Regions from separate parts of the Homo sapiens genome. Here region 1 is linked to region 2. Evidence: chromatin loops called from intact Hi-C (ENCODE). Cell type or tissue: heart left ventricle. All regions are shown on one strand.

What was found. Hi-C counts contacts between places; a loop is a spot of excess contacts. Peaks named below come from ENCODE experiments on the same cell type or tissue, not always from the same donor. Only the 100,000 strongest peaks of a DNase experiment are listed, where the experiment ranks them.
Region 1: it touches region 2 in a loop (2.9-fold over the local background); 9 of 110 quality-filtered maps call a loop at or near these places.

What each region holds. Positions count from the first base shown.
Region 1 is chr9:92,535,110-92,540,109 of GRCh38, reverse strand. All of the region lies in intron 5 of CENPP (centromere protein P), which reads right to left. It overlaps ECM2 (extracellular matrix protein 2), which reads left to right and starts at 4,120. Exons shown (of 10, transcript NM_001393.4): 1 at 4,120-4,177. RefSeq lists a silencer at 549-843. In heart left ventricle, no CTCF peak of the experiment used is centred here; no DNase peak of the experiment used is centred here; H3K4me3 peaks cover 1,756 bases; H3K27ac peaks cover 3,074 bases.
Region 2 is chr9:92,608,450-92,613,449 of GRCh38, reverse strand. It overlaps CENPP (centromere protein P), which reads right to left. Exons shown (of 8, transcript NM_001012267.3): 6 at 2,057-2,136; 7 at 836-927; 8 at 1-431. The coding sequence ends at 301. IPPK (inositol-pentakisphosphate 2-kinase) reads left to right here. Exons shown (of 13, transcript NM_022755.6): 13 at 1-267. Among named protein-coding and RNA genes, the nearest start is that of IPPK, 59 kb to the left of the region's middle. In heart left ventricle, no CTCF peak of the experiment used is centred here; DNase peaks (open chromatin) are centred at 2,241, 2,551 and 4,469; H3K4me3 peaks cover 432 bases; H3K27ac peaks cover 4,009 bases.

The DNA of each region.
Region 1 (5,000 bases), 73 kb after region 2:
CAGTATTGGATATAGAAAACTGAAATTTTAACTGTGCACTTTAAAAATTTATGCCACTTATATGTATTACCCATTCAAAAATGTGAAAACTGTTTAAAAAATAAAGTGGCAGGGAAATGGGCATTTTATATATTTCTGGTGAAAGTATACATTATTTACTATAACCTTTTTGGAAAGCAACCTGGAAATGCGTACACAAACTCAAAAAGCCCATTCTATTTGAGGGGGGAAAGGGGAAACAACCCAAATGTCCATCAATAGGGGAATGGTTGAATGAGTTGTGGGATACTTATATATCATTACTCCACTTAAATGTAATATTCCATTGGGAAAGTAAGTTCAGCTAAAGTAAATGAAGCAACTGTAACACTTTAGTATAGCTTAAAAGGCATTTGAACTATGGGCCAAGAGGTCAGTCCTAGAACAAAGTCCATACTACTCCTCCCCTCACTTAGCATCCTCTCCATCTTCCTCCTACCAATCTAGCCACTAACCCTGCTTATCTTCCAGAAATTTAGGTTAAACAAGACCAAGAGCCTTCAAAGCCCTTAGTAAGTAGGCTATACTTAATTTCTGCAAACCCAAGGACTGCAAAACTCTACTCTGCATCAACTGAACGCAAATCAATCACTTTAATTAAGCTGAGCCCTTACTAGATAAATGGGACTCAAACCCATAAAAATGTAGTTAACAGCTAAATACCCTAATCAACTGGCTTCAATCTACTTCTTCCACAGGCAGTGGGTTGGGGTGGGGGGTGGGGGAGCGGGGGAAGGCGGGAGAAACCTGGCAGGATTGAAGCTGCTTCTTTGAATTTGCAATTCAACATGAAAGTCACCTCCGGGCTGGTAAAAAGAGGTTTAGCCTCTGTCCTTAGATTTACAGTCTAATGCTTTACTCAGCCATTTTACCTCGCCCTACTCCACTTACGTTGGCCAACCGTTGACTATTCTCAACTAACCATAAAGATACCGGAACATTGTACCTAATATTCAGTGCGTGGGCAGGGGTTGTAGGCACAGCTTTAAGCCTCCTTATTCGGGCTGAACAAGGTAAAACTAATTTCTGAGTATGGCCCTACTTAAAATTTCCAAAATTTACCTTTATTTGGGTATTAATATCTACAAAGCTGTCATATGGTAGACAATTGCATCCTTAAAAAAAACCCCAATTTATTGGTACTCTAGACAATCAGGAAAAATACTGAAAAGGTGATTTTACTTAAATATCACCTGAAAGAAATGTCCTAGAGTCTAAATCTTCATAGGCAGATGGCCCTGTGGCACGGGTAATGCTCACTCTGCTCATGTTGTTTGGTGACCAATACCACATTCCTGCAGAGTGTTGTCAGAACCAAGTTTTGGGACATAATCATGTCTGCAATAATAAAGGGGGTAGGAGAAACCATAATACCAGCATTTTCCATGTGCTAGTGTGGTTAAAATAGTTTCTGCAAAAGGACTCATGTAACAGTCCATTAAACCACAAAATTTTAGAGCAGGAACCTCAGAAATTATAAAATTTGGTTTTCTGCAACCTTCTCAATCTCATCGTGGTAATTACTGGTATTCCTCAGTGCTGTTACTTTAAGAGTTACTTCTTTTTTGATTGTTTGTATTCTTTTTAAGTTATTCTTATCTGATTATACAAAGCTCAAAACATGATAAAAATATAAAAGAACATAGTAAAAGTCTCGCTGTAATTACTGTTAATATTTTGTTGTTTATTCCTTCCAATTTGTTCTCTAGTAAAATGCTAAATTACATACATCAAAAGAAGGTAAGATCATAATACATGTACAGTTTTGAAAATCTCTTTATTCCTGGTATAGCATGGACAACTATGCATGGTGGTATTAATGGAGTTACTTCTGTTTCTCCAAATAGCTTTATGGTAAGCCCACTTTGTTCTCTATCTATACACAACTGGGTTAACTTTTTTTCTAATCCATGGTTACAGTACTTCAGAGTACTTCCTTGAAGGCACACTTTTGTACAGAAAGAGGTGTTTCTACAATGGGTTCCTAGAGGTGAAATGGTAGGACAGACAGCATAGCTACTGTTCAGCTGTCCTCAAGGAAGAGGAGAGTTTCTGTTTTCCCTACACACTGGCCAACACAGCATATCATCAACATTTTTTTCCCCCAAAAAACAATGTATGTATTTCAAATCAGGCCATGATTTTTGATTAGCAGTGGTCTTCAAGCTTGATTGAGCATTGGCATTATTTGGGTAATTTTTCTACCCCCAAAGTTTTGTCAGCAACATCTCACTATGGTAGTGAAAAAATAACCTTCCTGTTTTAATTTACTTTTCTTGACTGTTACTGAGATTGAGAAATCTTCCTCTTCTGTTTTATTGACCACTGACATTTCCTCTTCTATGAACTGCCTGTTTAATGGTGTTTGCTCATTTGTACTCATCTTTTTCTTTTCTTTTCTTTTCTTTTTTGAGATGTAGTCTCGCTCTGTTGCCCAGGCTGGAGTGCAATGGCACAATCTTGGCTCACTGCAACCTCCGCCTCCTAGGTTCAAGTGATTCTCCTACCTCAGCCTCCTGAGTAGCTGGGACTACAGGCATGTGCTACCATACTCGGCTAATTTTTGTACTGTTAGTAGAGACGGGGTTTCACATGTTGGCCAGGCTGGTCTCAAACTCCTAACCTCAGGTGATCCACCTGTCTCTGCCTCCCAAAGTGCTGGGATTACAGGTGTGAGCCACTGCACTCAGCTAGTTTTACATTTTTAAAAATAGATATCATTTTCCTTATTTTTAGGAAGTTGAGTGGCTTATGTATTTAGTCCCTTATCTTGATTCAGTCTATCTAGGTCATTTTACAAAATCCTGATTCAGTCTAACCACGTCATTTAAACAAATATTTAGCTCCTCTTTGCCAAATGATTTGGACCCCTGAAATAACGATATAAGAATTTCAGGCCAGGTGCGGTGGCTCATGCCTGTAATCCCAGCACTTTGGAAGGCCGAGGTGGGTGGATCACATGAGGTCAAGAGTTCGAGACCAGCCTGGCCAACATGGTGAAACCCCATCTCTACTAAAAAAAAAAATACAAAAATTAATCTGGCATGGTGGCAGGCGCCTTTAAGCCCACCTACTCGGGAAGCTGAGGCAGGAGAATCCCTTGAACCTGGGAGGCGGAGGTTTCAGTGTGCTGAGATCACGACATTGCACTCTAGCCTGGGCAACAGAGCAAAAACTCCCGTCTCAAAAAAAAAAAAAAAATTTAAAAAATAGTTCTAAAATTACCTAGTCTAGGATAGGCACTGAGTTAGGACCTTCATATCTGTTATTCCTTTTATTTTCAGAAAAATTTGAAAGGTATCACCCTAGTTTTACAGAAGAGTGAACTTTGGTCAGAAACATTAAGTAACTTACTCAAGGTCCCTCATAAACAGCAGGGTTGCGCTTGGAATCCTGATCTGTCTCTAACTTCTCATTTGCAGATAAAGAAACTGAGGCCAAAGTACACAACTAATTTGCCAGCGTAACAGGTAATTAGGAGCCACACAGCTCCCTTTCACATTTTCTTTCTATTATTTCATGGTTAGAAGTTACATAATTTCCACTGATATTAATACGTAACCATTTTTTTGTTGTTGTCGTTTTGTTAGTATTGTGTGTGAGATCGAGGTGGGTGGGCAGATGAGTTAAATATTATTAATCCAATTTAAAATAGATTCCAGATATACACAGCCTTTAGCTGACGAGAATATCATCCCTATAATCTGATAAAGCTCAAGTGACATCATCCTGGCTAGTATAAACTTTAACATTTTTAATGCGAATAGTCTATGAAAACCACAGATTTCTTAATCAAGCTCATTTTTGTGTTTCCAACTCTGCCTTTTCAGCCTGCAAACAAAATGCTCTTCCCCCACACCCACTGCTGTTTTCTACTTTTCTTATGATTAAAAAAAATATTTCCCTTGGTAACCATTTTCCCTGGTTACTTTCTTGGCTGATTTTCTGCACAAAGAACTGAAAGGCATTTATCCCCAAGGGAGGCAGTTATTTTAGATTTTACTAAGAAGTTCAGCAAATACTTTTCAACATTCCCTTCTGTCCTTTCTTTGTTTTTAAAGAAAGCTCTGATTTTGTTTCATTTTCAGCTGGAGACTTAAATGACACCAAGCAAAGCCTACTTAGTTTAGATCTCCAGGTAAAAAAGTTTTAAATTTTAAGTTTCTACTTAGCATGTGGAATGGTTTTAATATTTGGGTATTTTATTTCACAACTGTTTAACTCTTGAGTAAATTAGCTCGTTACTAATAGATTTTTAAAGTTCAAAGTATGCATTATTCTGTTTGTTTTTTTCACGATGTACTTCCCAAGTATTTCAGACCTTGTATACTTAGTATTAAATTATTTTTATATGTTTAGGTGGAATTATGTGTTCAATAGAAGTATAAATTGGTTTGAAAATATTATTAATTTTTAAGTCCTAAAAGAACATAAATAATTCAAAATATTTTTCATTTTAAATCTGTTGAATGAAGTGAAAATAGATAATAGACATCTCATGACTTCATGTAGAATTTTAAAATTCTAAATTAATATTTTTAAAGTTTACTTAAGATAACTGGTAAGAAATTTTAAATGAAGAAAAATAAGTTAATCAAGGTTTATAAATAATATTTAATGTTGGGATAAACACAGTAAGTGCTAGAAGGAAAAAAATTACTTGATAAAAATGATACTATGATTGGAATCCCAGAAAATTTACCTCTAGGAGGCAAACACTCAATTACGAAGTTGTTTATGAAAGCAAATATTAAGTGCAAAGCAAAATTCTGTATATCAATGAAAATAATGAGGGCCTAAGCATTAATAGTAAAATTAGTATTGAGAGACCATTTCCTAAAATGTATTTAAACACTGTAGTGAGACTGTTTAGATACTGATTTTGTCAAAATTCAAATAGCTCTGTAAGTTTATTTCTGTGCCTATCTATTTAGATTTCTGGGTAAGTAAAAGTGAGTCAA
Region 2 (5,000 bases):
GGTGGGGGATGGATCCTCCCCACACATCTGAGGACACACAACCACTTGGTACATTTTCTCAGATGTTAAGCTTATTTTTATAAACCACATTGTACGTGTCACTTTTATTTGGCATTTTATACTTAACTAGTTGTATTTATTTTTCATGTCATGAGAGTTTCCATATAATGTGCCATAACTGCATAGACAGCACGTCTTCAGGGTGTGGTTTCTAAGCAGAAAATAGCAAATGTTTATATTGAATAAAATTGCATGTTCCTCCACGCAGCATCTTCATCCTCCACGTTCACTGTTTTGGAACTAGTTGTTCTCCTCTGCACAAAGCGATTTTATCAGGCTTTCCAGAGCAGCTTCGATTCCAAGCAGTCCTACCAGGGTTCGGAAGCTGAGAGGAGCAGTTTCTATGGCTCTGTTCTTGTCCAGCTCCAGGGCTATAAAGAAAACATTAAACCGGGTAAGAAACTTCAAGGTGGCAGCTTTTGGTCTTTTGTTTTCTGCTGGCATGGACCTCACCAAGACCCCGCACTCCTCCCGACTAGCTGCATGGGATGGGACATGCTAGTGGCGGGCGAGGAGATGGAGTGAGTGGAGGCCTCACCTACGGCTGGAGGCATATTCCCTGTGCATTCAGCCTGGGAGGGCCTTGGGGCAGCAATCCCTTTTCATGTTCTTTTTGAGTGATTATTGATAAAAATATTTAAAAATTGATAGACAAAGTACATTAATGAGATTTCCAATTTTTGATTCTTGCCCTTTGAAACCCAGAGGAAACAGGCAGGCGGCTTTGCTGGGCATGTTGAGAAGTCACCTAGAGCAGCCACACCCAGGGCCCTACCTCGCTGTGGGACTTTGGTGAGAAGATCCAGCTTTGGAAAAACCTTCCCATCTTCATCTATTTGTATCCTCCAAACAATGACTAATTCAAACCTGAAAAAGCAGTAAAACATGTCGTTATGTGCTTTTTGAAATCTGGCGAAAAGATTAGCAACCATGAGTCGCACCTGGTCTCCATTTCCCCATGCTGGGCTCCCCTGCTAGAAACCCCAATCCACAGCCAAGAAGAGGCACAGTCAGTAGCACAGGCAAATGGAACCAGGATCACAGGAAGGTGCTGCTCTGTCCCCACTGCATTGGCAAACATTAGTAGGCCAATACCAGCGAAGTACAGAACATGGAGCAACAGAAACTTCAAAATTACTGGTGGGAGCAGACATGGACAAGCCACTTTGGAAATAATCTGGCACTGACAGTAAGCTGAACATGCATCCATGCATGACACAGGAATTTCATTTCTAGGCAGTTGAGCCCAGGAGAAGCTTATGTACTGTGTGCCAGGAGGTGTGAGCCAGAACAAAGAAGCCACGTGCTCCAGAGCTGAAGAGCGCAGCAAGACGCTGTGTATGATCCCCTCCGGGAGGATGAGCAGTGAAACTGCACTGCAGCTGCTCATGACCCTGGAGGAGGTGAACGGTGACAAAGGCAAGTCCCAGAAGCCTGCATAAGGACCACATGATTTTAAAGCTTGGAAACCAGTTGAGTTGAGGCATTCACACACAGGTCATAAAAGCACACCCAGATGGATACATGTCCACACATGCACAGCCAAGGGAAGAGGATGGAGAACACGGCACGGGCCAGGGTGGCGCCGGGGCTGGTGGAGGGATCAGCTGTGCTATCAGGGCACTAAGCCTGTCCTGTTTCTTCTCATTGCTTTGGGGTTTTCCACTCACCCCTGGCTTCCTCCCTTCGATTTCTGAAGTAACAGCAGATCCACAAGCATCTCCACTTTCTCCCAGCCTCCCTTCCTTGACCCCATAAGTCCTGGGGTGGGCCCCAGGACTGGCGTTTTCCCCCTGCGGCCCAGCACATCCTCCAGAGCTCCAGCTCCCCGCACCCCCATACTGGGCATATCTGCTGGGACCACTGATTCCTCCAACCGACGACCTTTAGTTCTTGGTTAGGTAGTTTACTACTTAGAATCCTACTTAGGTGGTCTCCTACTTGGAATCCTTGTTTGAACAGGAAATGGGAGGCCCCATGGCCTGTGCAGGCTCACCCTGGCCGGCTGGCGCTGCGGATCCCCATGGAGCAGGAGGAGGGCCCCTCCGAGAGGTACACGGCATCTGGGTACTTTTCCTGCATGGGGAGAAGAAACGGGTAGACAGATCCACTGGTGGGGAGAAAGGGGCCATGGGAGGGGCACGGGGCACCGTTCCAGGTGTCTGGCGAAAATCAGGGTCCGAGTGTTTGCGCAGCATCCATGGGTGCCAACCGCCCCTCTTGCCCTTGCTGTCACACACGTCCGCCCCACTGTAGGTCTCTCCACAGCCTCCAGGCTCCCATGACTGCTGCTTCCCCATCATGAACATTGTACATAACCTCCCTACAGCTGTATTCTCATTTCACAGGTTTCCCCACACCCTTTCCATCTGGGATGGCTCCTTGGTCTGCCCTTGTCTGTCACAACCCAGACGGTCTGGAGAGGACTGGTCAGAGGATTCCCCAAGCGGATGCGTCAGGCTCTTTGCTGGAAAGCAGCTGTTTTCTCACGGTTTTAGCATCTGACCTGAAAAGCCCTTTGAGCTGAGGCTCCGTGAGGGCTGTGGCCGAGCCTGGACGCCCCTCGCCTGTCCGTCCTCAGGACTCACCCCAGTGGTGTCCAGCCCACACACCGTCCTGGGCATGGGCAGGAGCCCACCCTGGTATCCTCACTGTGCCCAGTGGTGGTGCGGCTCCCACTGCAGTAAGGGAAAGGGCCTACCTTGGTGAAAGTCAGCTTCATGATGAGACGGCATTTTATGGTCAAAAGCCTCCTCCCAAAAGCAGGGAAATCAAGTGGAATCTCACAGATTTCTAGGCTTGCGGTTCTGGGAGAGTCTGGTTTCCCCCATGCGCTATGAAAATTCTGGACACGTCTGCTGTTTCTGTTACAGCAGGACCTGGTAGCCTCTAGCTATCCCAGAACCGACCCGCGAATTTAGATCATCAAACCACAACACAGTTTGCTTACTGGAACCTGAACAGATGATACATATTCAAAACTGATAAGAGTAATGGTGGCCCTGTTCTCTCAGTTCTTAAAAACTTGTCTTTTTGGGCCAGGTGCAGTGGCTCATGCCTGTAATCCCAGCACTTTAGGAGGCCGAGGTGGGTGGATCACGAGGTCAAGAGATTGAGACCATCCTGGCCAACACAGTGAAACCCTGTCTCTAGTAAAAATACAAAAAGTAGCCGGGCCTGGCGGCACGTGCCAGTAGTCCCAGCCACTCAGGAGGCTGAGGCAGAAGAATCGCTTAAACCTGTGAGGCAGAGGTTGCAGTGAGCTGAGATCGCACCACTGCACTCCAGCCTGGGCGACAGAGCAAGACTCCGTCTCAAAACAAACAAACAAACAAACACTTGTGTTTTTGGCTGGGTGCGGTGGGTGGCTCACGCCTGTAATCTCAGCATTTTGGGTAGGCCAAGGAGGGCAGACCACCTGAGGTCAGGAGTTCAAGACCAGCCTGGCAAACATGGTGAAAGCCCGTCTCTACTAAAAAAAATTAGCTGGGCGTGGTGGTGGGTGCCTGTAATCCCAGCTACTCGGGAGGCTGAGGCAGGAGAACCCCTTGAACCCAGGAGGCGGAGGCTGCAGTGAGCCGAGATCGTGCCACTGCACTCCATCCAGCCTGGGCGACAAGAGTGAAACTCCATCTCAAAAACAAAAACACACACACACAAAAATGTCTTTTTGTCTGCTCTTGTGAGAACAGATTGCAGGGTCAGGGGTGACAGGAGACTTTCACGGTAGGCTCCGCCTGAGATGTCGAGCTCCTAGGGCTAGTCTCTGAGAGACGTGCTTTCCTTTCTGTCCTCTCACAGCGACTGATATAGAAGCCTGGGGGTGCTGCTTAAGTCTCATGCAAGCCCTGCCATGATTAAAAAGCACTGTGGCCTCCCCAGGCCTTAGGGAAGGATAGTGAGGGGACGTTTTCCCTGAGAAGCATCTGGCCTGACAGCTAGTCAGAGGACACAAGGCAAGGGAGCAGGCTGGAACTGCAGTGACAGGGCCTTCCTGCTGCTCCAGAGACTTGCCGGATTGAACCAGATCAGCTCTGCTGAATGAGGTTGTGTGGGGACAATGGCATGACAAAGCTTTTAAAGGAAGCAGCCCCTGCATCGCTGAGCTCTTGCCAGTGTGGGAGGCCCTCACCCTGTGCATGTGGGCCCAGCATGGCAAGGGTGCATCGCAGCACCAGCTGCACCTGCCAGAGGCTGAGAGGGGCCTGGCGGAAGCTTACAATTACTAACTTCAGCACAACAGTTTCCATAAGAAAATGTATACCTAAGTGATTTAAGTGGAAAGTGTTGGTTGATTTTTAAGCCGCAGGCTCTTCCAAATTAATCACAACTGCATGAGGACCGTAAGGGAGAGCCTGTGAACGTGGCAGCTCAGCTTCCAGGCTGGCTCAGCGGCAGCACTTGGGACTCATTGGGACGGCTGGGGCCTGGGCCAGCTCCAACGTGGGGCCCGAGGTTCAGCCTCCAAGCACAAGGGAGCAGATGGAGCAGCTCTCTGCCTCCCTGGGCCTCTCCTCACCTCTCCTTGTGAGCAAAAAGGGGTTTAAATTAGATGCTTTCAGTAAAAAAAGTGTACCTTACTCCCTTTAGTTTGTAAAATAAAGTCAAAGGTAGAAACGCTGACATTAGGAAGAGGTCAGGCATTCAGTGCATGTTTCTGGAGGACTTTTGTGGGACTGTGTGCAAAGGTTCTTTTGTGGAAGTTAATAATGCTCCATTCTTTTAGCCAAGGTCACGGTCACTGATAACTTGAAATAGAAAGGATGGGTCTCATTGGCACACATGTACAGGTGGGGAGAGAAGATGGAAAAGCTGTGAACAGGGGTACGTTAGTTATATACAATACAACTCAAGACAGAGTGGGCTTGAGATCATTAGGCCTACGGTCAGCACATCTCAACAGCAGTCGAGTTTTATAAATGACTGTATTTGACGTGGAT